Regions from separate parts of the Mus musculus genome. Here regions 1 and 2 are each linked to region 3. Evidence: chromatin loops called from intact Hi-C (ENCODE). Cell type or tissue: heart. All regions are shown on one strand. Links, peaks and the distances in the headings refer to the core of each region. The heading gives the core; the rest is flanking DNA. Region 1 holds the start of Bub3 (BUB3 mitotic checkpoint protein). Region 2 holds the start of Ate1 (arginyltransferase 1). Region 3 holds the start of Plekha1 (pleckstrin homology domain containing, family A (phosphoinositide binding specific) member 1).

Evidence for each region. A loop is a pair of places that touch in the nucleus more often than their neighbours do. Peaks named below come from ENCODE experiments on the same cell type or tissue, not always from the same donor. Only the 100,000 strongest peaks of a DNase experiment are listed, where the experiment ranks them.
Region 1: a loop joins it to region 3, with 12 times the contacts of the local background. A loop is called at or near these places in 2 of 42 quality-filtered maps.
Region 2: a loop joins it to region 3, with 2.4 times the contacts of the local background. A loop is called at or near these places in 3 of 42 quality-filtered maps.

Annotation. Positions count from the first base shown.
Region 1 is chr7:131,554,592-131,564,866 of GRCm38, reverse strand. Hmx2 (H6 homeobox 2) reads right to left here. Exons shown (of 2, transcript NM_145998.4): 2 at 6,853-9,440. The coding sequence ends at 8,887. Bub3 (BUB3 mitotic checkpoint protein) reads right to left here and starts at 4,497. Exons shown (of 8, transcript NM_009774.4): 1 at 4,413-4,497; 2 at 3,963-4,157; 3 at 3,261-3,330; 4 at 1,382-1,533. The coding sequence starts at 4,157. In heart, for the core only: no CTCF peak of the experiment used is centred there; DNase peaks (open chromatin) are centred at 4,596 and 7,826; H3K4me3 peaks cover 2,018 bases; H3K27ac peaks cover 1,049 bases; H3K27me3 peaks cover 2,521 bases.
Region 2 is chr7:130,514,546-130,524,942 of GRCm38, reverse strand. It overlaps Ate1 (arginyltransferase 1), which reads left to right and starts at 5,363. Exons shown (of 12, transcript NM_013799.3): 1 at 5,363-5,587; 2 at 8,775-8,838. The coding sequence starts at 5,482. It overlaps Gm4275, which reads right to left and starts at 5,352. Exons shown (of 4, transcript XR_869987.2): 1 at 5,098-5,352; 2 at 887-1,066. In heart, for the core only: no CTCF peak of the experiment used is centred there; DNase peaks (open chromatin) are centred at 3,722 and 5,332; H3K4me3 peaks cover 2,637 bases; H3K27ac peaks cover 2,684 bases.
Region 3 is chr7:130,861,572-130,871,968 of GRCm38, reverse strand. It overlaps Plekha1 (pleckstrin homology domain containing, family A (phosphoinositide binding specific) member 1), which reads right to left and starts at 6,245. Exons shown (of 13, transcript NM_001346515.1): 1 at 5,986-6,245. Gm5602 (a long non-coding RNA gene) reads left to right here. Exons shown (of 4, transcript XR_869992.3): 2 at 5,256-5,822; 3 at 8,924-9,001; 4 at 9,106-9,521. In heart, for the core only: a CTCF peak has its summit at 5,688; a DNase peak (open chromatin) is centred at 6,178; H3K4me3 peaks cover 2,264 bases; H3K27ac peaks cover 1,432 bases.

The DNA.
Region 1 (10,275 bases), core at 1-8,000, 690 kb before region 3:
TAAAACTGCTTTCTATCCGCACTGATCATAAATCAAGGGAAACCACTGTCATACTACTGACTGGGTATATACATTTATCAAAGAAAGTATTAAAAAAAGTGACATAATGAACTTCGCTGAACCAGTAAGCAGCTTGCTTCAGTGTGGCTGTCCATTATATGATAGTCTGTCAGCAATTTATCACAGTTCTTAACATGCTACATACAACCATAAATCAAAACTAGAAACAATGCAATTATTTTATTCTGAACAAAGGTCTTGCCAGGAGTAGAGTCGACTGTGACGGGACAAAAAAAAGAATGGCTCTTTGGATTCACTGCTGTGTGTAACGACGGCTGGCAGGGCCCACCAGTGTATTTACACTAGGGAATGGACTCAAGTGAAGAATACTTGAAACTGCTAAAACAATCCATCTTTTAAATTAACTACTACCCAATAAAAGTCTGGGGAAGACACAGCCTAATTGTGTTTATGAACAGACTGAGAAGTGAGAATACACCCAAATCGGTTTTAAAAGCTCCAATCACAGGAGGCAGATTCCGTTTTCTCCAGGGACAAGACCCCTGGGAGGTTATCCAATCCTGAGTGGTCAGCCACAAACACATGTATAAACAACAACACCAAATTGTGTGTGTTCACATGTGTGCACGGTGTATAAAACAATCCTATGGGAGAGGCCAGGCACCTGAGTGAGCAGAGGAAGTCAGAAGGGGACGATGTAAATAAAACGTACTCACGCATGAAATTCTTAAAAATATATATATATAAAAAACCACACAGGCATCATAGACATAAATGGTTTTATAATTCAAAGGTAGAGGCTGTCAAGCTGGGCTGACAAAAGGTAAGACCCAACTATGGTGTTGTCTGTGGGAAAGGAAATTTAGATTCAAAGGTGTTTAAAAACTCCATTTACTACAAGCCTTCAAACTACATCTGTCAGCATTTAAATACACACACAGCAGTAACAGTCAGAGAACACAGCTCTCTCTCTAAAGCTGAAATGATTCCCTTTTCATTCTCAACTGTCAATTCAAATGGAGCCTCAAGTCACATCTGAAAATGAGTCATGTTCCACCCCATCTTCTGGTTTGGGGTGTCAGACCAAACTTAAGACAGTAAGCCTCTGTTAATGGCTTCTATGAAAAGGTAGTGAGTTACCTCTCAGAGCCGAAGCACTAACAATGGACTGAAGAGGAATTCGAGCTCTTGCTCTCCGGCCCAAGTTTAATAACTGACAGAAAAAGATGACCAAAATGTAAAAGTTAACTCCCTTCGCATTAAAGCATTTCTATACAGTTAGGTTTCTCAAACACATTGCCAATTCTTAACAACAGCACACTCTCCAACCACCACACCCCTGGTGCAGATAAAACCCTACCTTTTCCGGCTGGGAGAAAGTCCCAGCATTACACGGAGTTCTGGGGTCCCACAGTTTAACTGTCTGATCCCAACTTCCAGTTACCATCACGTTCACTTCTGGACAGTATTCAACACATCTGATAGGGGCATCGTGAGTTCCAACAAGATTTTCTATTGCAAAGAAAAGATAAAAACAACACAGCTAGCTTTACTCTCTCATAGGATACCTCAAGTGAACCCATGGGGCTGTCAGCTGAAATGAATTCATCTCGGTCACTCCACAGAGATGTCTGCATGCAGAGCAATCGCTCCACGACTACAACGTTAGCCAGTCCTCTCTAAGTGACCTCACACTGCCCAGGTTTGGTCATTCACTAGCAGGAAACCAGCACAGTGAACTGTGTGAGGATGGTGGATGGCTAACTTGATCCTAGATTTTGTAAGAAAACTGATTAACACTGTACCTTTGGTTGTATCTAGTGCATGCTTGGTACACTGTAGGTGCTCCAGAAATACTTGGCGAGTGAGCTAAGAGTGGAGATCTCTGGCTTCCTGCACCCTGACCGCACTTGTCTTCCCATTAAGTCAAAGCTAGTATGAAATGGTTACAGGATTTGAAGGCTGAGGGGAGTCTTTCAATTAACTCACTTGCTTCTCATGGTAGGGTCCAATTTCTGCTACATAATTTCCTTCCTGTCAATTTCAACTTTCACAGTATCTCATTTGTTCATTCAGTAAACATCTACTAAATATCTACTGTGTGCCAAAGCCCATGTGACAGACAAAAAAAAAGGAAGAGGACCAGGACCAGGATCAGGAATGTAGCTCAGGCAGAGTGCTCTCCTCGCATGTGCATATTAAACACACAAAGTCACTTTTGGACAGAGGCCTCTTCCAATGAAAAATCATTCCTTTTCTCCTGGAAACAGAGTCTTAGTAGTCTAGGCTGGCCTCAAACTATCTATATAGCCGAGGCTGGCCTTGAATTTCTTATCCGCCCGCCTCCCCTTCCCAAGTGCTGGGATTCCAGGAGCAGCATCACACCTGGCTCAGATGTGCTTCTCAGTCCACTCGGATTGCTCAAGCTGGCCTCTAGGTAGCCACATGTCTACACCCCCACCATCGCTTTCCAGTATACCTACATCCAATACAGGGCAGGCAAACAAAGCTCAGAGCGCTTTGCACGTCTTGGGTTCCATTCCAAATCCTGCCACAGTGAAATCATAAACCTCTTAAGAAATGTTTTTACACAGCCAACTGAAATACATTCTCCTGCTAAGAACGCAAAGGCATCACTAAGATAAATATGACGGGGCTACCGTGCTCCATTTTTAAAATGTACTTTTTTTTTTAGCCTGTGAAAAGACCAACCTAAAATATCAAACTGTCCAAAGAAATCCTGACAAACCGGACCCTGAGTCCAGTCCGCTGCTTAAGACTTCTAATAGTGACAGTCAAATGCTTAAATGATGCTTCCACTAGACACTTAAGACAGTGCTCAGGGGCTGGAGAGATGGCTCAGCAGTTAAGAGCACTGGCTGTTTGCTCTTCCAGAGGTCCTGAGTTCAATTCCCAGCAACCACATGGTGGCTCACAACCATCTATCTGTAATGAGATCCAATGCTCTCTTGTTATGTGTCTGAAGATAGCTATAGTGTACTCTTATAAATTAAATAAATAAATCTTAAAAAAAAAAAAAAAAAAGACAGTGCTCAGAAGGGGCTTTACTGCAAAATTCAGGTTCCATTTGTGGTAACTTAATCCAATTTTAAAAGTCTATTATCAAAGCCGTGTTCCGCCTTCACATAAGTACTGAAAACACCTACTCTTCTTAAATAAGCATTTCTACACAAATACACTAGTAAAGAAAAACTGGTAAAATGTAGCTATATTAATACCTTGATCAGTGTTCAAATCGTGCATTTTCAGTTGATGATCTAATCCACCACTCCAGGCATGCGTTGGATCCTACAAAGCAAAATTTGGGTTTGATTTTTTTTCTTTCTTACTTTTTTTTTTTTTTTTTTGGAAGACACTATGTAGCCCTGGTTGGCCTCAAAACTCAAGAGCTCTTCCTGCCTCTGCCTCTGGGATTAAAGTTGTGGCCACCACATCCTCCCACCCCACTCTTACATTTGGAGCCAATTCAAAGTTACAAAGCTTTAGCAAGCATTTTCAACATTGCTATTTCTACAGCCAAGTGTTATGTCCAGTGTGACAGAAACTAAGAAGCAAACAAAAATGCAAGTTAGTGATCTCCACAAGGAAGCAAATACAAGGTGGACACCAGGAGTTAAGGCTAAATTAGACAACATTCATTACTTTTCAAAGGATAGCTAAAAATCAGTCTTGCTGCTAACTTCAATTATCTATGTCCAGAAAGTTTACTCAAGTCTGAATTTACAAATGGAGATTGAAATTGCCACGAGAGAAGAAATAAGAACACAAACCATTGTAGTAGGCTTGATGCCAGGCTAAAGGGAAGAATTCCCGAGTAGTTATGAACTATCAGAATTCTCGAACCGTGTATGAGATGCTACTGGCAAGGCCTAGGACATCTCAGTATTAAGGGGACAGGAGCAGAAACTGAATCCACCTACGTAGAAGGCGCAGTCCAGGACAGCACCAGTGTGCTGGTACTTGAGCCTCATGGAATTGGCGGGCACATCGTAGAGGCGCACAGACGTATCCCAGGAGGAGACCAGGAGGAACTGGGATGTGTTGGGGCTGAACTTAACCGAGGAGATGCCATCCTCGGGTGGCTGGTTCAGCTTGAATTCGTTCGAACCGGTCATCTGTAGAACAAAACGCTAAGTCTGAGTTCCTAACCGGAGCAACAGAGGCCGGCCACGGCCTGCGCCTGCGCGAGTCCCCCTTGATCCAGGCCGGCCGCCATCCCGCTTCCGCCGAGCTCCACCCGGCCTGGCCTCCTTCCTTGCCCGCAGATCCCCATATAAAACACAATGGACCTCGACCGGATCCCTCTGTGCATCGATGCGCCGGCCACGGGCCACAGATCCCGCTCCGCCCGCCCTCGCCCGAACCTCTACCTCCTGTCCGCCTAAGCAACGTTTCTGCACCGGCCACTACCGATCCGCTTCCCTCCGAGCACTCGCAGGCAAAGCGGAGAAGGCGGAGAGGAAGCTCCGGAGCAGGCCTATCATTGGCTGATTTTGAACGCCAACGGCTCGATCTCGGCAGCTGATTGGTCTGATTTACTGCTTGCCTCATTTTCCGCAGTCATCCTGTTCCGGCTCAAAGGGAAGCCGCGTTTCCCCCCCCCCCCCCGTTCACCGGGTCTCTTAGTACCTCCACGCCGAGGTTACATCTCTGGAGCTGCGGAGGGAAAACTACAACTCCCAAGTATGCTCAGGTCATGAAGGCGTTCACGCCCGCCCACAATTGTATGCTGCATGCTGGGAGTTGTAGTCTCCCTGGAGCTGCTTGCCTGAACATCCACAGACTAGAAGGCAGAAAAGAGATTTTATCTAGCTCTTGTGACATCCTTCTCCTCTATCTCTCAGACACAGAATTTCATTTTGGTTGATAACTACTATAGATATAAATTAATATTTTCTTTCTAGCCGTGCACATACCCCTGGACTTAATCCAGACTAGTCATACTGAAGAATAATTTCTAGTCAAAGGTACTATTTGCTTTTATTTTGCTGGGTTATCAATTTGTGAACTAGAGACTCATTTCCCTTGAGTTCTAGTGATCTCATTTTTATCGTTTCATCTCTCCACAGTTTTCAAGCACCTGAATGTCAGGCCTCTTAAGCAGCTCTGGGAATACACACTCAGTCAAACTACTCCTTGCTTTAGAAGAGTACCACACCCATAAGGGTGAACAGAGCAGGACACAAATATTTCCAATCTTTAACGATCAGCCAGAATCTCTTAGGAATGTTCATCATAGGACCTAGCATTGTGACTGTCCTCCCTCTCCCACCTTCCTCTGCATTATCATGGAAGTTGCAGGCTCAGTTTGCTGCACTTTCTGTTTCTAGAATCCTCTAAAAAATATGAGAATCAAAAGGTTGTTTTGGTTCTGTGAGAGAAAAGCAGTACTTAACAAACAACATAGTAGCATACTGACATGCAAAATGTTACTGAGTTTCTAATTAATCCTTGGATACAACTTCTTTTTCTCTGTCCCATCTTTTTGAGACAATCCCTTTTATTTTGAAATTGTTGCATGAAGTAGGAAGTTGTCTCTAGTTTTAAACTACTTAACTTTCAAGGTACATTTTTAAAAAAAAAGAAAAGAAAAGAAAAGAAAAATGATCTTGCCGGGCAGTGGTGGCGCAGCCAGCACTTGGGATGCAGAGGCAGGTGGATTTCTGAGTTCGAGGCCAGCCTGGTCTACAGAGTGAGTTCCAGGACAGCCAGGGCTACACAGAGAAACCCTGTCTAAAAAAATAAAAGTAAAGAAAGAAAGAAAGAAAGAAAGAAAGATCTTATGTGTGCACAGACTCTGAACTAAATGCACTTAAGATTCCTGACAATAACACACACACACACACACACACACACACACCAGTCTTTTGTCCTGATGATGGTTATTATGGCTAAAATATTCTGGTTGTCTTCCCTCTCCAAATAGTTCTAGTATGTGGTTCTTTCTCTCTCTTCTCTTTCAACAAATCAATGGCCAAGTTCAATTTTTTTTAATGCATTGAGTTGTTTTGCATTCTAAGTTTAGCCAAATAATTTTACCTCTTGACTTATTTGGTTCTCTTTCCCAGTTGTTTATTTAATTCTATTACTGTTTCCAGATTCTGAGCATAAATTACCTGCTAATAAAATCTAAGCATATTTCATTATCCCATGTGTGTATGATTCAGGCCCCTCTGGCCGCACACTTGCAGCCCAACTCTATTTGAGTTTTAAGAAACGTCAATCTTGTAAATCAAGTTTAGAGCCTGAAAAGAGATGGACTATTTTGCTGATTATTCAAATGAATTGCTAGACTTGAGATAGGAAATCTGGCCACAAGCAGAGTCTTGACCATTTTACAACACAAATGTAAAGTAAGTATGTGTGTGTGTGTGTGTGTGTGTGTGTGTGTGTGATATTCAGTTACCTGTTGCAGTGGTGAGTCGCCTGCCACAGCTAATGTCTGGGTGAGTAAAGAGAGTCAGATATATACCACATGACAACTGCGGGAAATGGCATTCCCTAAAATATTATGGGCAAACTCAAGTCGTTAATGCCGACAGTGACAGGAGGAGGAGGTCACTACCTATGGAGAAAGCCATCCTGAAGCAAATATGATGACCCAATACTGTTAAATCCATCACCGAATTGTAATCTGCTGAAAGGCAGATCAAAAGCATCCGAACGGAGTATGTTTTTTTACAAGACAGTCCTCTGAAGTAATGTGGTTGTTTCTGGGTGGAACACTCAAAGAATGCTGTCAGGGAAAGAATGTAGAGAGGTTATCTGGAGTGAAAACTACGGTGACAGAAAAATACACATATCCAATGAGCAATTGAAAACACATATTTAATAAGTAAGAAGAGAACTGATAGGCCTCTTTGTGTTCTCCTTTGGACCACCCCAAATTTAGTGTAGGTTCTTAGCACATGTTGAGACCTCAACAAATACTTATTGAGGTGAACACAGCTAAAATAAAACAAATGTAAGCAAACCAACCTAGTATTGCCCGGTGCATTCTTGTGTAGCATCCATCTAATGTCACCTAGGAGGAGTTGCAGGTTTTATAAAATATAATGTGTTAAGAAAAAAATAGGCAATATCAGAGCAAATCTCTTCTGCCAGGCATATTTCACGGAATGATATGGGCCATGTAAACGTTTACATTCTGTGAATTTCTACAAAATGCAAGTCATTTCGATGCCCCCTTGGCTCAAAGAGACCGGTCCCTCAGGCACCAGGTTTTCTTCTGAAGAAAGAAATAGATAGGGCCTTGGCGCTGCAGACTCCTAGCTCTTTGCACCCTGATCAACCACTGAGGGGAGGCGGGCTGGACCTAATAACTCTACCTGAGGCCTCCTCCAAGCTCCAGGCCCATTTCTGACATTTAACAAGGAACAGGTGGATGCTATGAAAACGTAGAGAAAATACAGTGCTGTGATTTGCATGATCCTGACGAAGCAGTTCTCCGGGTGCAGAGCCTCCCTAACCCTGCATGGAGGCAGGCAGCCGGGCACTGCAATCCTCAGTGCTCAATTCAGAAACAGCTGCTGCAAGTTAGCCAGTGATCCGACCTTTTTGTCATTCACGGGCAAATTTAACAACTACAAAAAGAAACTAGGGAAGCGCCCGTGTCATCTGCTCCACGAATCCCTCCAACGAAATCTGACCCTTAGGCATCACTTCCCGCTCTGCGCAGAACTCTCGCAACTGTGTCACCAGCGGGAGACCCCTGCGAGGGCTGCAAGCCAGTCGCCTGTGGCTCTGGAACCCAAGCGGACGCTTTCTCTCACCCCACGTTTTACTCCGCGCAGGAGGACGCCAAGAACGCCAAGAGCTCCGGCCTTTCGCGGCGTGCCCAGCTTTCGTCTAGCCCAAAACAGCCCAGTATCGGGGAGATGTTCACCTCCTTGCTTGGCTCATTCCCAGAGGCGACCGGGTCAGCAGCCAGGCTCCTGGCTTTGTCTTTCGCTGCGCGGGGCTGTGGATCTGGATTCCATCTCGAGTGCACCCCAACCCGCACACCTGGGTCGTGGGAACTGTGCTGTTCCTGTAAGCAGCCCCAGTCACGTGCTGCCTGGGCAGCCCCAATATCCCGACCTTTAACCTCTGAGCCCAGCCCCACCCACACGTGGTGAGAGCAGAACCTTGGGGGCTGAGGGAGGAGACAGAATCCTGCATGCTCTGGCAAAAAAAAAAAAAAAAATCCAGAAACTCCTCTGCCGCTGTCTCCTGGGACAATCCATCCCTCCAAAGTTAGCAACCATGTTTAAAACGTTTTATTTTTTTCTCTTTAAAAATATTTACAGATCTGTACTCTCCTCGTTTTGCCCCTACCCATCCTCAAGATGAAGGGAATAAAGAGAAGTGATTAGTTCAACGACCAAAGCCCTAGTTGGTTCGGCTCGGCTGAGCTTGTGTCCTACCACATTTTCTATATACAGGTGTATATATGGGAGAAAGACTGCCTGGTTCTGTTGGTGGTTTTTCTGATGTTTTTTTTTTTTTCTTGCTACTGGTCAAAACCGACCTAATCAAAACCCCACTTCCCACCACCACCCGAGAGCCTCCCCTTCCAAAATAGTTTCAAACGCGAGTTGTTTGGTTTTGTGTAGAAAGCAGGTGCTCTGGCGTGAGGAATGCAGATAAATACTCAAAACAAAACAAAACAAAATAAAACAAAACAAAACAAAAGGTAGGAAAGAGGCCATAAATAAGACATAACGAATACACATGGTGTATTTCTTAATATTTCTGGACACGCGCCGCTCTGCTCCGGAGCTCTGCGAAGGATCCCGACCGCGCCGGGCTATGCAGGCAGCTGCAGGCGACCAGGGGCGTCCCGGGAGCCGGCGGGCGAGCATGTCAGTAGTCAAGCTTGTTGTACAGGTTGTAGAGCGGTAAGGCCGAGAGATTGCTGCTCGGGTAATAAAGCGGAGCCGGGAAGGCCAGAGAGCGCGGCACCGGCACTCGCAGCAGCGAACTGTCCCGAAACACGAGCGGCATGCCCACGAGAGTCTGCGCCGACGCGTGTGCCATGTTGGCTGCCTCAAGCTCGGCTGAGAGCTGCCGCTTCCACTTGTTGCGGCGATTCTGGAACCAAGTCTTAACCTGGGTCTCGGTGAGCTGCAGGCTGGAGGCGAGGCAAGCGCGCTCCGAGCTGCTCAGGTAGCGTTTCATGTCGAAGGTAGACTCGAGCTGGTACACTTGGCTGCGGGAGAAGACGGTGCGCGTCTTCTTCTTGGCCGCTCCGGTTTGGCGCTCCGCACCGCCGTCCCGTGGCCGCTCCGGGCCCGGAGAAGGCGAGCCCGCCGGCAAAAGCCTCTCCTTCTCTTCCTTAAAGTCCGGGTGAGAAGGAGAAAGGAATGGCGTGCGCTCCGAGGCCGCAGGCCCTGCGCCTCCGCTGCCCTTGGGGGTACCTGAAGAGTGAGCACAAACAGAATGACCATGGAGTTGATGAGCCTTAAAGACTCTCAGCTCTGCCGGGGACAAGGAGGTTGACTGATGCCTGCATCCTTGATTCCCCTATTGCTAACCCTTTCCTTTTCTACTGCGTCCTGCTAGCGCCCAAAGTCCAGAGCCTCGGCCTTTCAAAGCAGCAGAAGAGGGTTCCATATAATCCGAGCTGGAGGGTCTCCTTCCACTCTTATAAAAGTAAACGTGGTACCGGGTCTGGAATGGGGACATTAACACCATTTTTTAAAGGTGATTTTTGCCTTTGAGGACTGAGCTCTACAAGGTAGCATCATTTTACAGGCCGTTTTCTTTGAGAGTCGGGCTAATTTTATTCATAACTCCTTGGCTGTCCTCCGTTAGCTTTTACCTCTCTGAAACTCAGCACTGTCAATCATTTTAGAGTACTAATCACTTCGAGAAGAGGCCGAGAGGAGGGAAAAGACATAGAGCCTGCAGGACTGACAGAACACCCAAACCAGACCTGCAGAACTAAGTCAGGACAGAAAGTACCCGGCGTGCGAAACCATTTTGGCCAGCATTGTGTACCGCCCGCAGAGTTCCTGGCCCACTCTGGTTCACCCTCCTTCCCCTTACCCAGTCTTCCCCTTACCGCCCCAATATTCCTCTACTTCTCCCCAGCGCCGGCCCTTCCGGCCTTTTCGAGAATGCACCATGGGTGCGTAGTCCCCTCCCCTTAGCCTGGACCACTAGCGGCCCGGCTGTGACCCGGGGATGCCCTGCTCCGCGTCTCCGACAATCACACACCGCATCGGCTCACGCTCACTCGGGCCAGACTCC
Region 2 (10,397 bases), core at 1,022-9,021, 350 kb after region 3:
GATTTCTGAGTTCGAGGCCAGCCTGGTCTACAAAGTAAGTTGCAGGACAGCCAGGGCTACACAGAGAAACCCTGTCTCAAAAAAAAAAAAAAAGAACATCCTAATTACCCATCATTGATTCCTTCCCCTGAAGAATATACAGTTTATTCAAAGCAGGCAGACACATTCCTTCATGGGAAACTGGATTTTTCTTTCACGTTTGAAGGGTAAGTTCTCAGGATATAGAACTCTAGGTTTTGTTTTTCTCAGAATACTCAGAATAATTCATTCCTGTTTCTATGGTTTCTGAAGAGAATTCTTTCACTTCCTGGATTATTTCATTATTTTCTGCAGTTTGGGTATGATAGATAAAATTCTGGGTTGCTTTGAAAAAAATAATCGCTTCCTTTTCTGTGTGCGTGTGTATGTGCGGGGTGCATTTTTACTATAGTGGGAGGGGAGGATCAGTAGACGTCAGATCTCTCCTACCATGTGGGTCCCAGGGATGACAAGTGTGGACAATCAGACTTGACAGTAAATGCCCTTACTTTCTGAGTCACCTCCCCAGCCATTTTCCTGCTTGTTATTTGTTAACTCTAATTTTGTCCCCCAGTGATACAAGCTACATTTTAGGTGCTCAGTAGCCTCGTGTAGCTACTATGTAGCTACTATGTAGCTAGTATGTAGCTAGTATGTAGTTAGTATGTAGTATGTAGTTAGTATGTAGCAGACTGAGGAGCCAGGTCTTGACAAGATGGAGTCCAATCCAGGTGTCCCAAGGAAAGCATCTTCTGGGACTCTTCCTGCCACTGGTGCGCTCTTCACCATGCCACTGCTCCCTGTAGAACGCTCCCTTCTCTGCCCTCAAGTTATCTGTTTGCCTCAAACCCATTGTTCTCTGGCTTACCTTAGGTTCTCTCACAGAATCTTTGGAGGAAAAGGAGGATGTCTCACTTCCCTTCCTTAGTTGCACTGCATGGGCCTGCGAGTCCTCCACAGAAGTCCTCCCCATTACCAGTGCTCGGTGCTTGGTAACATAAACCAATGTGACCGAGTCGCTGAAAGTGAGCAGCATCAGCAGCTTCATCTGTCAAGGAAGAAAGGGAAACACAGTTAAGACAAACCCATGCTTTGCTTTCCCTCCTCTCATCTGGCCTAGAATAGAAAAAAAATATATCTGTCTTTGGCTTTTAGCAGAATGTAGCCACCCAGGAACCATTGTTTCACATAGGTGGACACCCGGTACCTGTGGTTTTGTTTTTTCCCAGACAGGGTCTCATTGCGTAACCCTGGCTGACCGGAACTCCCTGTGCAGCTCAGACCGCAGATGTACAGTGATCCAATCCGCCTCTGCAGTGCTAAGATTAAAGGCGTTTGCGTTCCTTTTATTACTGTTTATCCCTCCTGTTTGTCCCTTACTTGTTGCACGGCATTCAGCAAGTTATTCAGCCTTTCTGCTTTACCTCTTCCATCTGACAATGTTGTTGTAATACTAGGTGAATTACCATACATGCCCAAGGACTTAGGACATTCTCATTATTACTGTACAAGGTTGGAATATTCTAGAGTGTACTGCCTCAGGCTGAGGCAAAGTGAGAGGAGAGTACAGTAGTTTCCTTTTATTTTTTTATATCTATAATTTAAAAAATTATTTATTTGAGCACACTGTTGCTGTCTTCAGACGCACCAGAAGAGGGCGTCAGATCCCATTACGGATGGTTGTGAGCCACCATGTGGTTGCTGGGAATTGAACTCAGGACCTCAGGAAGAGCAGTCAGTGTTCTTAACCACTGAGCCATCTCACCAGCCCCCTATATTATTATTTCAAGACCCCCAGTGCATATCTGGAACTGTAGATAGATAGTACTGAAGCCTATATATAGTTTTTCTCCCAAACTATATATACCTATGACCAAGTTTAATGTATAAATTGGGCACAGTAAAAGATTAACAATGTATGTGAACCCAGTATATGAAAAACTAAATATTGTTTTGAGTCAGGGTAGCTCTGTAGCTCAGGCTGGTTCCCAATTTGTGATCCCCCTGCTTCAGTTCTCTGAAGATGTCTTATTGCACTGTATCTTAGCAACCTCAGTAAAGATTTTTTTTTTCCTAATTAAGTGGAGAGTTTTTTCCTGTTCACTTAAAAGAAGCAATTTCTGGTTGATTTTTGGCATGCTCCAAATAGTGGCATGACTATTGTTAAGCTTTGATATCAGTTGGTAAATCAGGGCTACTTTAACACAGAGATTGCAATACCCTGACAGTCAATAATGGAGAGTAACTGATGGAGGTAACACATACAGCATGGAACTGCAGGCCACGATTCACGTGCCAGGGACAACAAGCAGTCCCATCACCTGACACACAATGATGCTCAGCTTAAAACTTCTGAGTTGTTCATTTTAGGACATTATACACTGAACTGTGGTCAGTGGTTGACAATGGGTAACAGAAATCAAGGGCAGTGAAACCAGTACTGGTCGTGGTGGTGCATTTCTTTAATTGCAGCATTTCAGATGCCGAGGCAGGCAGATCTTTCTGAGTTTGAGCCATGTCTGGCCTGCGTCGTGAGCTCCAGGATGGCCAGGGCTGCATAGTAAGACCATATCTCTAAGGGGCAAGAAAGTGAGACAGAGGGCTGAAGACATGGCTCCACAGTTGAGATCACTCGCTGCTATGTCAGGGGACCTGGGATCTGTTTCCCAGCATCGACAAGGCAGAGCACGGCTGTCTGTAATTCTAGTTCCAAGGGGTCCTATGCCCTCATGTGGATTCTTAAGGCACCAGGCATGAACTGGTGTGCAAAACGATCATACACAAAAATAAAAATAATCTTTAAAAAAAGTGAAATCAGGGCTGGAGAGATGGCTCAGCGGTTAAGAGCACTGACTGCTCTTTCAAAGGTCCTGAGTTCAAATCCCAGCAACCACATGGTGGCTCACAACCATCTGTAATGATATCTGACAGCCTCTCTGGTGTGTCTGAAGACAGCTACAGTGTACTTAGACATAATAAATAAATCTTTTAAAAAAAAGTGAAATTATTTCTGCTGTGTGGGATGGGGAGCTATTGTTCAAGAAAAGGTCAAAAGCCTTTCTGCGTACCTTCTATGTAGAGCAGGGCCTTCTGCCCTCTTTGGGTCAATCCATTGATCCTTGGTATGAAACATGAAGCAGATGAAGTGTTCCATAAAACTATGGGCACTGAGCTGCAACAAGTTCTAATTTTACACTTCTGTATTACATGGTCACCTGCTAGGTTCTTAAACAACTGTATGAACAACGTTGGTCACCAGGCCCTGAATTCATTATTAAACTTAACTAGATGCATCTTTAGCACGGAAAACCTTAGGGTCAAAACCGTTGAAATTTCCTTTAAAAGTTTATACATTTAGCCATGTACAGTGGTGCACACCCGGGATTCCAGCACAGTGGAGCCTGGGGGGCGGGGGGGGGGGAGGTCCAGAGTTCTAGGTCATCTAGGTTCATTAACAGTTGAAAAATAAGTTTGTTCACCGGCAGGAGAGGTGGTGGCTCAGTGGTTAAGAGCACTTGATGATCTTGCAGAAGACACAGAGTTTGGTTCCCAGCATCATATTTGATGTTGAAAGACCCACAAAGTGAGGACTCCCCCACGTTCTGACTCAGGAGAGGCGACACCCCAAATCACTCACAAGAAACGGCCTTGATGCAAACCGCAAGAGGACTTTTTATTCCAGGCGTGCTCTGGGGCCCAGTACACCACGCAGGGGTAGAGGACCACGGACCACGAGTGCAGAATTGGGACAGCTTTTATGGGGTTACAACAAAGCCTGCGTTTCGCAAACCAATCATTTCATAGCATCAAGACCCCACGCAGTTCTTTCAGTGTGTAATCTTTCCTTCCATTGTGCAAGCACTTTACAGTTGCTAGATAAGCAGTTAGTCAGCTCCTCTCCTCCTGTTATCTTACTAGGCCAGGATCACGTATTCAAGGGTCTGTCTTAATGCTCTTTCACCTAGTTCCATACAGGAAGCGGGCCCTGGAACAGCACGGAAGTGTGACCTTTTACCTGTATACTGGCAGGGAGCAGGGTCTGGAATTTGTGGTATTTAGGGCTTCTTAGGAGGCTGGAGTTGAGGCTGTATTTTTCCATCCTTTCAATCTTACATGAGTGGCTCAGAATTGTCTGCCCGTCAAGGTTTCAGGGTCTACAATGCCTTCTGGATGCCTCCAGCATTGGATGAAGGTTGTACACATATCTACTTGCAGGCTAAACACCCACAAACATAATTAAAAAAAAAAGTTTCCTGATTGCACTTTCTAGACACTGCAAAAAGGAATTCACCATATTGTCGACTATGGAAATTATGCCAGACAGACTTAAACATCTGTGTACGCAGAGGAGAAAGCTAAGGAATATTATCTTGGTAGGAGCATGCCTTTATTTTTACACTTTGCCTCACAACCTCATTCCCTAAAACACGTTCTTTGCAAATTGGAGACCCATGGAGTGAATTCAGATTATGTAAATGTTCAGCCTGAAGAGTTAAAAATTCTTTTTGAGTGATATTTAAAACTCCCTTTAAAAGAGGAAAGTGTCGCTTCGTCATTGGACATTCCGCTCTAGCAGAGTTGTTTGGATTCTAGATCCCTCTCTATCAAGCCAGCTCCGGCTCCTCGTTCCTCACAGGTGGTCAGGCGCAGAACTCGAGGTTAACCTTCAACTACAGAGCGCAAATGACCGGGTGAATCCCAACCTGGAGCCTCAGTTTCCCTATCTGTAAAGCGGGCTGAGAGATCGCGTCAGTGACAAGGACTGCTGTTGACTGGACAAGTAACCTGCTGGCCACTAAACACTGGGTTCCGAGACGCACCCCTGCAACCCAGGCTGGCGGCCAGTGGCCTGACCGGGGATCGGCGGAGAGCCGCGAACCCGGCAACCCCCGCGCTCTCGGCCCTTCCCCGAGGTTCCCCGCGCTGAGAGGCGTGGCCGCTCCTCAAGCCCACAGCGGCGGCCATGGCCTCGGTGGTGGAATACAAGGGCCTGAAGGCCGGCTACTACTGCGGCTACTGCGAGTCCAGGGAGGGCAAGACGTCGTGTGGTGAGTGTCCCGCCGTCCAGGTCGCCTTTACCGGCTTCAGCCAGGCTCTCGCTACGTCCTGGCAGGCCTGCCGCGCGGGTTGAGGCCGTTGGTCACCCGACTCCAGCTTCCCGGTCCCATTGGTCTCTCCTCAGCCGGCTTCCTTTCCATCCCGGTCTTCCCGCCCTCGCCCTCCCTAGGGGGTAGCCGCCCCTCACAGAGGAGGAACGGAACTAGCGGACGGCTGCCCGCAGTCAACATGGCGCGGGCGGCGTCAGTGACGTAGGGCGTCCGGTCCTTCCAGCCCGGGAGCACTCGAGTGGCTTCGCGCGATCTTCGGAGGCGCGCGCGTTGCATTGTGGGGTGGTGGAGGCGAAGGCGGCGGTAGCGGCGGCTGCGTAGGACTGGGTGGCGCAGCGGCGGCGGGGTCGCGGACATGGCTTCTTGGAGCGCGCCTTCACCTAGCCTTGTAGAGTATTTTGAGGGCCAGACCTCCTTCCAGTGTGGCTACTGCAAGAACAAGTTGGGCAGTCGCTCCTATGGTGAGCGAGCTCGGCCGGCGGGCGTGTGCTTCGGGCTCTGTGAGGGTCTTGGGTGGCCGCAGCCTGGGGGAGCGTCGTGAAGAGCCGGGTGTCCTCCACCCTTGCTCCCTCAGCGGCTGCTCTGGGAGACGGGAAGGGAGATGGGGAGGCTCCTGGGAGCTGACGGCCGCCCTGCATCCATCCCCGCGGCAGCCGAGGCCCCCTGCTGCATGTGTAGAGGGGCGTGTGCGTGCACACCTGTTCGCTGTCATTTTGGAGAAAGTGTCTGGGAGAACGTACTGGAAACCGAGATCGGCTTGATATTTTGATAAAATACCTGCTCGACTTTTTTTTTAAATCAGGGATTTATACCATGTCATTGTGCCAATCCATCTTGAAGACCGTAATAACGGTGTTCCTTCAGGCTTTAGGTTTCTTTTCTTTTTATTTTATTTTATTTTTCTGGCTTTTCGAGACAAACGTTTTCTGTGTAGCTCTGGCTGTCCTGGAATCCACTCTGTAGACCAGGCTGGCCTGGAATTCAGAGATCCGCCTGCCCCTGCCTCCCGAGGGTCTGGGATCAAAGGTGTGCATCACCACCGGGCTAGGATTCAGGTTTCTTACGGAAGATTTGTTTGTAAGCCGAATATGTACTTATTGTCTGCCGTGTCATGATCGGCAAATACAGAATCTAGGATGGATGGTTTAGAATAATCCTGCAGGTGGAAGCAAGGTAACTTGACTATAAATTTAGGTTAGAGATTTACCCGTTTTGAAAGACAGTTTAGTGGTTTGGCTGTGCACGGGATTTTGGTTTATGGATGCATTAAAAGTGTTTATTAGGAGAAAGTGTATTATTAGGTGAACCGCGGCCTTGGGTAGACAGTTATACAATCGTTAGATGCACGGATTACGAAGACCAGTTAAGTGAAAAAAACGCTTGGAGCATAGGGTTAAATAAACAGGATGCAGATGACAGCCGAGTACACGTGACAGCTGAGAGGAATACGGTCCAATAAAGCCCAAATAAGGCCAAGAAAGCACATCAAATGACAGTGGCTCACTTTGAGTGATAGAGATACTATTCTTTTTCAGAATTTTTATATTCTGACTATAATATTTGCCAGTATTATGTGACTGAAACATATTTTAATAGGGAGGACCTTACTACCCCTACCCCTAGTAATTTCGTATTAGAGAAAATTGGACAATATAAATATTTTGTGCTTCAAGATTTGTTGAAGAACAGTTTTATCATCTAGAAAGATAACTATAAATTCCCAGCATTTCAGTTTTCGTCTTTCCTGTAAGGCACTCTTCTGTTGGGTGACTGTTGTAGGAACTCTTGTTATATCTGAGTGGCCTCAGAACTACAGAGGATTCCTTTGAGGCTCAGAATAACTTGTTGGTGTCAGCGAGTGACTAGTCACTAGTTTTGCTTTGGATTGCTGTGATAACCACCATGATCAAGTGCAGTTTGGGGAGGAAAGGGCTTATTTCGTCTTAGAGCTTTCGCTCCATTGAGAAGTCAGGGCAAGAAGTGGAGGCAGGAAGGAACCTTGGGGCAGGAACTGAAATGAAGGTTATAGAACTGGTATGCTAACATTTTTACTGGAACTTGACACCATTTCTCCCCTCCTCGCTTGCCACTCTATAAAGCATGTTTCTATATATAGCTGGTACAATTTCTTCAGGAAGAAAAAAACTCGTCGTTTTAAGTTTTAGTTCAGGTATGTCCTTTACATGTTAATCCCCATCATTTTTGTCCCCTCGTCCACAGTGTCATAGTTATTTCACTGAATTGATAATTTCAGAGGCTCTGTCATCATCATCTTGTTCCCTTGGGATGCCAGTTACTGTCAGTTCATTTATTTTGAATGAGTATGTCTGTATATGTTTGTCCTATTTTTAAGGGTCAAGCCTGTGCTATATATATTATGCATAGCAAGTAGTAGAACTAACATACCTTTGTGCTGGTCAGCTTGACACAAGCTAGAGTTACCTGGAAAGTGGAAACCTCAACTGAGAAACTGCCGCTCTCCCATGGCCTGTAGTTAAGTCTTTTGTGACATATTTTGATTAGTGATTAATATAGGAGGGCCCAGCTCTGGGCATGGGGTACTGGGATGTACAAGAAACCAGTTCTAGCAAGCCAAGAAGAGCTAGTCAGTAGTCAGTGTTCTTCCCCGACCTCTGCTTCACTTCCTGCCTTTAGATCCCTGCCCTGAGGTATTTGCTTCCAGGGCCCTGACTCCAGTTTCTGCTCTGACTTCCTTCTATGATGCCTTGTGAGCTGTAAGAGGAAATAAACCCTTTCACCCCGAAACCATATTTGATTATAGTGTTTCTTGCATAGCAATAGAAGGTAAACTAATTAATGGCAACTCTCAAATAGGTGAGACCAGTGTGTTAACTCACTGGAGGTTCTCTGAAAGTTTGTGTGAAGTCTACAATTCCAGTGAGAATTGAGATGATTTATTAATTTTTAATTAAATGGAGTAGGAGTCACTTTTGATATATTTGATTCTTTAGATTAGATTTCTTTTTTTTTTGTTCCTGTTTTGAGAATGGGTCTCTTATATAGCCCTGACTTGCCTGGACTCCTAGAGTCACTTTGTAGCCAAGGCTGGCCTTGAACTCATAGAGATGTTCCTGCCTCTGCCTCTTGAGTGCTGAGATCAAAGGTGTGTGCCACCACACCTGACTTAATACCCCCTCCCCCCCAAACACACAGGATCTTATGTTACTCAGGTTGGTTTCAAATTTATTATATAGCTGAGGTTGGTCTTAAACCCTGACTCCTGACTCCTGACTCCACCATCTGACTCCACATGCATTTACCTCCTAAATTCTAGGATTACAGGTTTGTGTCACCACTCCTACCTTAGAATTAATATAACTTATTTTTTGTTTGTGTTGTACGTATTATGTTAGGTGTAAAGTAAATGCAGACTTTTTTTTACTCCAATTTGAATGTTCTAGAACTTTAGTCTAAATTTGCCATTTTTATTTTTAATTTATTTTTTACACAGGGTCTAACTAGGTAGCCCAGTCTGGCCTGGGATGCCCAGAGATCCACCTGTCTCTGCCTTTGCAGTTTTACCACACCTCCTCTAACTTACCTGTTTTTTCTTGTAAAGAACACTTAAGGGTTTTAACAAGAAGACAATAGGGTGTGCTGGAGCTAACATGGTACTTACTTTTTCAGGCATGTGGGCACATTCCATGACAGTGCAGGATTATCAGGATCTTATAGACCGAGGATGGAGAAGGTAAGGTTCTTTAACACAGATGCGTTTTGTTATTGCTTAGTTGCTTCTTATAGCTGCATAGTGAGAATTGCCCTCAGGATATTCTTTTACGGAGCTGTTTATTATGTTCTTTTGTGTAGTGTAGTTTTTTGTTCTTAGAAATTTATTGGCAAAGTTAAAAATTATGCATAAAGTAAAATATATTACATACCTTGTATGCTTATTACTAACCTTTGACAGTTTCTGGAATTATTCTATTTTTTCACTGATTCTCTATGTTTTCCCTCCTCTCCAAAGCATTTGACAGTAGATTACATGTTAATTATTATTGCAGAAAGCATATTGCAACATACATATCTGAGAAGAAATAGTTTCCCTTTTAACTTATCTACCATGCCTTTATCATCTTATAAAATTAACACTATCTGTTGCTGAATGTGGTGTCCCAGGCCAGTAATCCCAGCACTAGGGAGCAGAGGTGGGTGGATCTCTGTGAGTTTGAGAATAGCTTGGTCTACACAGTGAGCTTCAGGCCAGCCAGGGCTACTTGATGAGGCCCTGTCTCAAAAACAAAAAAGAAAAATTAATATAAATTTTTGATGGTACTTGGCATTCATTAAAAAAATTGTTTTAAAATATTTTTATTATATGTGTGTGTGTACGTATATGAGAAGGGGTAGAGTGAGTGAGTATGGGGGGAGAGTGTGTGAGAATGAGAGAGAGAGAGAGAGAGAGAGAACACGCTCGAGTGCTCGAGCACTCTTGTGCATGCTTAGCAGCAAGCACCCTCCCTGATGACCATTGCACGCCTGGCTTTGGTGATCTGGACTCCAATCCTCATGCTTGCACAGCAAGGGCTTTTCTTACTGAGCTGTCTTCCCAGTACCTAGATTGCCTTTTAAAAAAATGTTTACTTATTTGTATTTGGGGATGAGCTTGTGTGTACTACAATACTTATACAGCTCAGAGGACAACCTGCGGGAGGGTTCTTTACTTCTGTCACGTGGGTTCTGGGGCTGAGATCAGGCCTTCAGTCTGGCCAGCAAATGCCTTCATCCATAGAGCTGTCTCAGTGACTCAGGATTGCCTTACACAATTGCACGCAGACACACACACACACACACACACACACACACACCTGTTGGTTAACTGATTCTATAATTGTTCATACACTGTGTTTTCTTGGTAATTTTTCTTTTTTCTTACTATGTACCCCTGACTGGTCTGGTACTCTGTGTAGGCCTGTGTCTACCTCCTGAGCACTTGGGTTAAATGTGTACACCACCAAGTCTGGATGGATAGTTATTTTTAAGTAACTTTTGGGAACGTTTCTTGAATAATTGTAAACAATAATAAGCATTAAGTGCTGAAAGCTAGTGTTCTCTAGAGCTAGGATTGAGCAAACCAATTAAAATGTTAATACTCATTTTAAACTTAATGTGAGTTTCAAAATGTAGATGACGGCCAGATGTTGTACAATTTTGGACGACATGATAAGGATCATGTTTAAGGTGAGAAGGAGACATTCAGAGATTTTATATGAGAGCAATATGATGTGATTTGTTTCAAAAGGTTCATTT
Region 3 (10,397 bases), core at 1,480-9,479:
ACAAATTCACAGTTAGAGTTATCATTCTCATCAGCTGGGAACCAAGAAGCAAATCAAAGCACAAAACAAAAACTAGAGAAAGAAAAAGGAAAAGGGAGGGCTGGAGAGATTGCTCAGCAGTTAAGAGCACTGACTGCTCTTCTGAAGGTCCTGAGTTCAAATCCCAGCAACCACATGGTGGCTCACAACCATCTGTAATGAGATCTGATGCCCTCTCCTGGGGTGTCTGAAGAAAGCTACAAGTGTACTTACATATACTAAATAAATAAATCTTTGGGCCAGATTGAATGAGGCTGGAGAGAGAAGGCAAAGTGTCTAAAGGCAGCTACAGTGTACTTACATATAATAAACAGATAAATCTTTAAAGAAAAGAAAGGAAATTCTACACTGGAAGACTTCCTCAGGCCATAGAATGCTGTATTATTTGTTAATCAGATACTACATGGACCAGAATCTCACACAGACAAAGTAGAGGACATTCAGGCGTCCTTCCTCACCCACAGAGAGTGGTTTCAGGTCTCCCATAGCTACCAAGGCTTTTATGTGAAGTGGCACAGTATTTGTTCATAACTCACAGACCTCCCTCTGTGCAGCACCTCTCCATTACTTACAAGACTGAATACAGCTTAAATCCTATGTAGATGGTTATTAATATAGCAATATAACAAGAAAACAGTCTATATGTGCTTAGAACAGAAGGAATCTTTCCAATCTATGGTTGGCTCAATTTGTGGACAAAGCCCACACTGTCCATACATCTGTGTAGTCAGGCATGGCCCTTAACTACCTGCTACATATAGCTTTCAGGACTCTGGTACCCTGAGCACCACCTTAACAGCCTTTTCTTCAGTAGAAGCAACTGACACAGAGAGAGAAAGAGGAAAGAAGTGTTCCATGCCTTCAGGAAGAACAGGGGAAACAGAAAGTGTTCACCTAAAATAGTGGTAAGGGTCTCCAAGATATTTTATTATTTACATTACCTAGGAGACAGAGAGACTGACATCGCATCTTCCAGTTCACTTTCAGCCTGCACAATAGACCATGCAGCAGACTCTGCCTCCCTGAGCAAGGGAACAATGAGAACTGATTTTTTTTAAAAATTAACTAAAACAGACTAAAATAAAAGCAGCAGGGCAGCAGCCTGCAAGCCACCACATGACATAAGGACATGGACTGAGTGGTTATTGCCAGCATACCTGAGCTCAAATGGTCTTGCTGTTATCAAAAAAAACCTAACTACAGAGAAAAAAAAATCCTTAACCCTCTTCACACACACACACACACACACACACACACACACACACACTAAAGGTAACAAGTTGGGTGGAGTAAAGAATGAAAAAGGGTTGGCCACAGAAGTTTCATATCCAGGAACTGGATATGATACAGAGGGAGTCTCCATGTAAAATCTCACCAGAGACACCAGCTTGTCTGTCAGACATCAATGGCCTACACCATTACTTAAGGAGGAACATACAGGAATTAAGTACATATCCCATTCTTCTGACCAGGCCCTATCCAAGCAGATCCCCCAAACGGGAACAGCAAAAAGGTTACAGAGTAAGTTAATATTTGACAGCCCCTCTGCATCCCAAGATTTAGGCAGCAAGTGGCCAGATGCTGGGTAAGAGGGCAAAGGAGTTCTAAATTATATGAGGCTTATGCTTTAAATTGGAATACACTAGATTAGAGCTCCCCACACTCCTTTCCTAGACAGTCTCACTAGATAGCCTGCCTCTGCCTCCCACGTGCTAGGATTAAAGGCACTTTTAATAGCTGTAAATGATAGAAAAGCTATCCTTTTTCATGGGGCAAGGGTGGAAAACAGAAAGATCCTTCAAAAGAAACTAAAAACAATGAATGGCGAGCATTAAAATTGCCTCATGTTTATTGTCACTAGCTCAGACTGTTCAATAATCCACTGGCGAATGGACTTGCATAACCACCCTTAGTAATAATGGGAGGGAACCCCTGACATGGACGTCCTCAGGGAGGATTTACCATACTGGCTAAGCTGCATCAGAAGTCCTCTGAGATCACTCCTAACTCTTGCACTAACAACTACCTTATCTTCAAGAAGAGGCTAAACAGTGCAGGGCGTGGTGGTGCATGCCTTCAATCCCAGCACTTGGGAGGCAGAGGCAGGCGGATTTCTGAGATTTCTGAGTTCAAGGCCAGCCTGGTCTACAAAGTGAGTTCCAGGACAGCCAAGAAAGCCTGTCTCGGAAAAAAAAAACAAAAAACAAACAAACAAAAAAAAAGAAGAGGCTAAACAAAATCCAGAACTGAGAATTCATGGTTACCCTCACTATAAGAAGCAAGGTTGACTAGAGGTATAAAAATCACAACTTTTGGAGTGTGAAGTTATCAGATTGACAATCCATACTAAAAGTTCTATTTGGAAAGTATTTGACTCTAAAAAAAAAAAAATTCCAAATCCTAAATGACTCTAAATTTCTTTTACATTCTAGAAAAATAATAATAAAAATCACCACCGGGCAGTGGTGGCATATGCCTTTAATCCCAGTACTTGGGAGGCAGAGGCAGGTGGATCTCTGAGTTCAAGGCCAGCCTGGTCTACAGAGTGAGTTCCAGGACAGCCAGGGCTATACAGAGAAAACCTGTCTCGAACCCCCCCCCCTCAAAAAATCACCAAAATACTATCTTTTAAAATCTATTTACCAGATAGTGGTGCTGCATGTCTTTAATCCCAGCACTCAGGAGGCAGAGGCAGGCGGATCTGAATTTGAGACCAGTCTAATCTATATACACAGTGACTTCTAGGATAGCCAGAGCTACAAAGTGAAACCCTGTCTTAGAAGAAAATGAAAAAGAGAAAAGAAAAATACAGGAAGGAAGGAAGGAAGGAAGGGAGGGAGGGAGGGAGGGAGGGAGGGAGGGAGTTAAAGCTATTCAATTTGTCCAATGGCTCATCAAATGTTCATTTAAATATATTCTAAGAATCACAAATGTACACATGCACATATTCTTTATCACACAGAACCCCCCACGGACAACTACTAATCCTTAAATTGTTTAGTTACTCTTGAATTGAAGGAGTCTAGTTATATAGCAAGTTATCTACAGGCTCTCTCTCTCTCAAGTTATCTACAGGATCTCTCTCTCTAGCTCTACAGGATCTCTCTCTCTAGCTCTACAGGATCTCTCTGTGTGTGTGTGTCTGTCTGTCTGTCTGTCTTTCTAAGACAAGCTTTTTCTATTATGTGGCTCTGGCTATCCTAAGCCCTGAAGTTCACTATTTAGACTGACTGGCCTAGAACTCAGAGAGATCCACCTGCCTCTGACTCCCAAGTGCTGAGATTATAGGTGGCTTCAACAAGATATCTTTTTCTTTTTTTTTACGAGACAGGGTTTCTCTGTGTATCCCTGACCGTCCTGGAACTCACTTGGTAGACCAGGCTGGCCTCAAACTCAGAAATCCGCCTGCCTCTGCCTCCCGAGTGCTGGGATTAAAGGCGTGCGCCACCACTGCTTGGCAGGATATCGGCAGGATATCTTTTTCTTATATGAACACATCCCATACAGATATTCCTACAAATAACTGAGCACACTATAGGCAAGCTTCTAAAGCCCCTGAATGCTTCCGCCTCATGAAGTAACTGCATACACAAGTCACTCTGTTCTCAAATGCTATCTACTCACAAGCAGTGGAAATAAATGAATAAAATTAAATAAAGAAAACTAAAATTGGATGTTTCTCTCCTATTGCATCAATCTTAATCTATTATTGCAGATCAGAACCAATTTTTGAAATTTTAAATAAAGTCTTGATATGCCAGAAAATGTACTGCTCAGGCATATGGAAGGTGATTATTTGTGTATCTTCAGCTCCTAGCTAGCAACCAGTGGATGCTTAAAACATCCCTGCTACAACTCTTGAAACTTACTAGCCAAAGCAGAGTAGCCTCTGACACATCTGACAGTCACTGCATCCCACCCAAAAGCCTTTCTCCTCATTCTTACACTACAGAGCTATTTAAATGAGAATAAGACAATGCACACTACTCAACAAGTTCATGTTAAAATCTGATTTAAATTATACTAACAAATTATTTCTTAGATTTCCTTCTGAATTATAAATTCTAAAGGGGGAGGACAAGAGTTACAATCTGAGTAGTGGCATAACAGTAAAGAACTTCCTTAGGCCCAGTAGTCAGTTTTTCAGCAGCAAAGCTCACATAAAGATGTAAGTTTCCACCTTTCCCAAGTATCTTCCTATTGCCCTAGGCATCTTATCCTATCTTTGAATACTGCCCACAGTAACTGTTTAAAGAATCCAATGCTATTCTTAACATCCTTAAATACTTCTAAAAAGGTCCTTCCTGCTTATGAACTCATGGCCGTTTCCTCACAATTGTATACTTATCCTGTCCCACTGTCTCAGTCTCCGCCAAACAGATGTACACAGCACAGTCTTTCCTATTTTGCTACACTGCTAAACCCAAACAGAAGACAAAAAAAAAAAAGATACAAACCTGCTGCTTTCCCCGCCCCCCAACAGCAACAGTGAAACCAGAAGCCAACAAGATAAAGGGAGACAGAAGGCAACATGTATATCACTTCCCTGCTGTGTGTGGCAAGCTAGTGACTCTTTACAAGCACAGATTCACAGTATGTCCACTGAAACAGTGTTATTTTTCAATAGAAATCTGACATTTGGCACAGGGTAGGGTTTATAACACTATAAAATAAGCTATTAATTTGATTTCTGCTGACTTACTATTCTTGTTTATCTCTGCTCTTAAAGAAGAAAATCAACTTTCTGTAGAAGAGTTGGTCCAGAATATGGAATATTTAAATTTGAGGGAAAATGGTTTGCCACAAGTTTGTTGGTAAGATAAACTAAGACGCACTGTATTCAAAATTCGTGTTACTATTTTTGAAATAATAGTTCATCTCCAGCTGTAAACTAAAAATGGTTTTTCATTTTACTTCCAAAGCGTCTGAGTCACTTAACACTCTTCTAAACTTCGCTACAGATTCGTCCAGTGGCCGTCAACGTAAAAAGCCTGGAAGCTAGAGAGCAGATCACTCTACAGTCTTAAGACAATGGTATAAACCTTGGAGTGGGCTATTTGTTCCGGTCATTAAACACACAGGAAATAAGCTTTTCTGGTTAGAAAACTAATTTACAAAGGGCAATACGACTTCACAAGAGTACAGAAAATCTTATTAAGATAGATAACGACCAACTCATCCAAGCAAGTATTAGAAAGAACGGGAAGGCGAACTAGAAAACGAAATGCCATAAACTACCTGGTATCTGTTCCTTAAACCTGTCCTCGGGACTCGGTCCCAGACAACATCAGTTTCTGAATTTACTCGGCCCTCGGTGGAGCCTCAGCTTGGGTGTCGAGCAGAACGAGGATTCTACCAAAAGCGGAGCACCGCGAACAGCAGCAGGGCGCTTTCAACCTGACACCACTTTCTCCCCGGACACTCTCCCGGGAGGGTCAATAGAAAGCATCCGAAAGGAACCAGAAGCCGAGCAGGGCAGCCCTCTTCCAAGTCCCGAACCCAGAGTTCAGGCGCCTCTCGGGTCCCACCCGCCTGACCTTGGCCAGGGCACTCCCAACCCTGCCACTCTCTCGGTCCGCACACGCGGGGAAGCCGGGCTGTGCGGGAGCGAGCGGCGCGGATGGGGCGGACACGGCCCTGGAGGCGCGCCGCTCCGACAGGCGTCGCCACCGGGATCCCCGACAGGGGCCGAGCCACGGCGACGGCAGCGAGGACACCAGGGGCTGTGGGCCTTGGCGGGGACCCGCAGGGCTGGCGTCGGGCGCAGAGGAACCCGCGCACAGGTGAGTCCGGCCTCGCCCAGGTGCGCGCGCCCGCGGACGCGCGAGGAGGCGCGGCCCCGCGCCCCCCTCAGCAGCCGGTGGCCGCCTCAGCCTTGCCTTCCTCGCCCCGCTTTCCCCTTCCACACACGCACACCCGAGCTGCACACCTCATGCCCCACTTTACCGCGGCCTCCGCCCGGAGCACCCGCGCCACCGCGGTCCCGGCTCCTTCAGGCACCCAGCTGCCGGGAGCGGCGCCCACGACGGCCCGCCCGCGCACTGCGCACGCGTGCACGCGCTGCCTCTACCAGACCAGACAGCGACTGAGATTCCGGAGCGGGCACTCCCTACCGCGAACACTACAAGTCCCGACAGGCTCCGCGCACGCCCGGCGGCGTGGCGGGCAAAGGAATCGGGCGTCTTCCTAGTTCCAGGGTGGTGGCTCGCGGCCGCGCGCGGGGCGCTGGGTTCCCCATGCCGCGCTGCATCCTGGGGCTTGCAGTTTTTGAGGACCACGAGGCTCGGCTTAGGACGTGGAACTAGAGGTTCTCTGATGTCATCACCTAGAGCTGCGAGGCACAGGGATCTTTAAAAATAGGTTTGGTTCCTTTGCAGATAATTTGCAAGCTGTCCCATAGTGGGTACAAGAAACATAAAATTCACTGGTTGTGCACCAGTTTTTTGCTCCTAACCATTTCTTTCTCAAAATGCAATTTCACCTCATCCTTAAAATAGTGGTATTAATGCAAGAGGCCAAGGAAATTTAAAAGGATTGCTCAAAACTCTTTCAAGGAGATATTTTAAAATATTCAGCCTATTTGTTGAGCAACCTCAGTGTATGAAGTCCCTGCCCTCGTGGAGCCTGTGTTTCATAAGGGGAGCTAGCCCTTTACAAAATACAATCCTTATACATTTTAATAAGTGGAAGAAAAGAATGAGCTTCAGAGATAGAGATAGGGAGGCAGGCTTCAGAGAGGATGTCCTGTCCAGCAGCATTCTCTAAGGAAGAGATATTTCAGCTGAAACCTGAAGAAGGTGAGATATTTAAACATGCAAAAGAACTGGGAGAGAATTACATACCCCACTTTTCCCAGTGAGTGACACACACTGAGGCTCTCAATAAACGTTTGGGGGTTTGTATCCTGCACAGCTGGGGATCATGCCCTCTCACTTGAGAGTGTTTTATCAACCTTTCTCATGACAAGGTTCCTCTGTCGTGTACGTGGGACAACTAGGCTATGCTAGATGAGAGACTGGAGGGGTAGAACTGGCAAACTGCCCGTGCTGACTCTCCACCTCAAATCTCCAACATCGAAGACGATCAGCACCTTACCTTCTTAGAAATCTCAGCTACACAGCCTTGCTGAGGGCCATCTGGCTCTTCTTCAGGTGGGAGCAAGAAGACTCCTTTCCTTATCTACAGACTGGTTGAAAGAGTCCATAGAGTTGCCAGCGCAGCCCTTTCATTTGGCCCATGCACTGGGCTTTTGCTGATTTAACTGAATGTATAGATGAAGTTTTAAAAAAAGTTTTCACATAAAAATCCAAATGTCACCTGATTTTCTCAGGTTTTTTGAGCTAACTTTCCTTGGCTTGAAGATCTGAAAGAAATTCCTGGCTTTTCAGCCCTTGGAGCCCTAGGAGATTCCATTGGGAGTGATTAGAATGTACATAACGAATTGGCTGTTTGCAAATCTGTAACAGAGAAAAGCAATTAAGTTAGGATGGGCTTATTCTGGCTCACAGGTTGAGGGTCTGCATGGTTCATCCTGGTAGGGTAGGTACGGTAACAGAAGAATGAGGGTCAGTCAGAGCGCATCTGGCCCGTATTCAGGACGGGTCTTATCTCCTCAGGTAAACTCTGGAAATTCCCTCACAGACATGCCCTGAGTTCTTTCCTCCCTCTCCCTCTCCCTCTCTTCCCCCTCCCCTCACCCACCCCCCACATCAAGTTAGCAATTAAGTTCAACCAACACAATCTAAAAGTCAAATTCAAGTTCAGTGTCTTTTCGTGATGGGAAATCCCTAACCCTGAAGCCGTGAGCCTCTCTATCAACCCCCTCTGCGTTGGACGAGAGAGCCATTCTCCTGATTGTCGTTACCATTTGACTAAGCAGTGTGCAATCACATAATGAATCCTAAAGCTTATTTGGCACTGAGAGTTAAATGTATGCACAGTGACAGAAACCAGAGAAGGGATTCAATTTGCCCAATGACACACAGCCGAAGTATTCTCCGGGCTACTTTGAGGTTGGGGTCCAGCCAAAACTTGAGAATTCCTGATGTGCCTTTAAGTTCAGAGGCTGAAAGAAGGGTAGGTATAGAAGATAAAAGGCTCTCTGCTCTTCCTCTGCCCTACCCCCCTTTCTTCAGTTCATTATATAACATAAGTACTTTCGCTGTTACTTAAGAAAAAAGTGTAAGCATGTGAGATATTCCTATGCTGAGATTAAGTCTGACAGCAAACCAAATGAAAGAGGACGGAGTGAAAGAGCAGAGGCACGCTAGAATACTTCCCAGAGCCAGTCTGGACCGAAGGCTTTGTAAACTTCAAAGTACCTTTGAAGCATCGCTGCCCCGTCATCACCATACTTCACACGGATGAAGTACTTGGGTGTTTTATTCTAAATACTCCTTGGTTTCTTTCTACACACTTAACAGCAAGATACCAGCCCCTCTGATAGAGCCAAGCAGACCGGGGTACACAAGCCAGGAGACTAGTCCAAACGCATCTGGTGCTACTGGGTGTCATTTTCCTCCCCGCCCCCCTCTCATTTTTACTTTTGTTTTTAGTTTTTGAGACAGGGTTTCTCTGTGTAGCAGAACTCACTCTGTAGACTTTGCTGCTCTCGAACTCACAGACATCTGCCTGCCTCCACCTCCCAACTGTCATTTTCCTCTTTGATACGGTCTCTGACTTCCCTTCCCCAGGAACACCCTGAACCTTTGTGCCTTACTTTTTCTCCTTTGCAGCACTCACATATTATTTACACAAATCTGAGCAGAACATCACCCACATATCTGATTGGTCTTATTTTCCTTCTGTCCCGCTAGAATAGAAGACCGACCCTGACAATGTTTAATCTAATGTTTAATTCACACCTATTCTCTCTCTTGAATAGAAATGTCTGCTGAACATCACAGGCCTCCTTCCTTGCTCAGTCAGACTCAAAAGACAAACCGCAGGAACAGTTCCTGAGGTAAATCCCTGTCTAGCCAGACGTCAGTCAGAACCAAGGTGAAACAAGGATTAAACGTGAACAGAACTCTTTCTGAACCCAGTGCTGTCTTGTTTTCCCTTCAGAGTTAAAACAAAACAACAACAACAACAACAACAACAACAACAACAACAAAGCCAGCTCTTTTCTACTGTTTGGTGTAAACGTGAACTAGAGCCAAGAGAGAATCAGAGCTTTGCCTCTGTAGCTGCATTGGAGAAGCTGGTTCATGGCCCTCTGCCACACCCACACTCCTGGCAACCAGCTTGTGATAGGAAGAATGGTTCCTGGTAATTACCCAGGGCTGGTTGGGTTAAGGGACTTGCCAGACTACAAATGAGGTGGCTGAAGTCTCCTTCAGGAACTATGGCTTGCTCAGCACAATCCTGCTCCAGGAATGAATGTAAAAGACTGTTGTTCTGGAGGGATTGGTGCCTGGGCAGGTGCAAGAAAAGTAAGATTTCCAAGTGGTTCAGCAACCAGCCAGAATCCCAGGCTGAGAGAGAGAGAGAGAGAGAGAGAGAGAGAGAGAGAGAGAGAGAGATCAACTCTAACACCTGGATAAATGTGATTGACATAAAATCACCTAGTGCCATTAATGTGCCAAAAGATCACTCTATGATCTCTGGGCTTTAGGAGCTTCTAAGCACATGAGACACCTGCTTATATCCTAGTCAACCCTCTGAGCACACACAGCAGATCTGGGATGCAGACAAGCCCTAAAACCGAGGCCCTTAGACTGCTCTGTGTCACCCAAGCATGTGGCCTCTTGCTCCAGTTTGTCATCCAGACTTGAAAAGCAAGGTTTTCTGAGCTCAAGATTACCATAAGGGTATGGCTAAGTTGCTCCTTGTTATATTGAGGTAAGGAGCATTCTTGAAGGTGAAGGCTCTTTTCAGAGGAAACTGGGAAAGATTCCATCCTGGCATCACAAGCGTAAGGTCTTCGGCTGGTGGGAAATCCTTCTCAGATCACTGCCACTCACCTGTCTGCTTCAGCCAAGCTCCAGCTGCAGTCAACGGTTGCTAGCTCTCCCCATCCATCTTCCCATTCGCCAGAAGAGATTATTAGCACTCAGCAACAAAAGCTAAAGCCTCAAGTGTCCCAGAGGGTTGTGTCCTGTGTGTCCTGTGTGACCTGTGATCTGCTCCCTAATAACGAGAACATGAAAACGTCGGTTTTCACAACGATCCCATGACTGCCTTGTCCCACCCCAGGATAGGACCTCAAGGAATTTGGGTTCTACAGTCCATCTGACTAGCTGGGTGATCTCAGCCCATTACCTGACTTCTCTGGATGTTAACATTGTTTCTTTGCAAATGGGGGTGGGGTGGGGTTTGATAGGGCTTTATGGTTTCCTAGGGAGTCTTAAATTTAA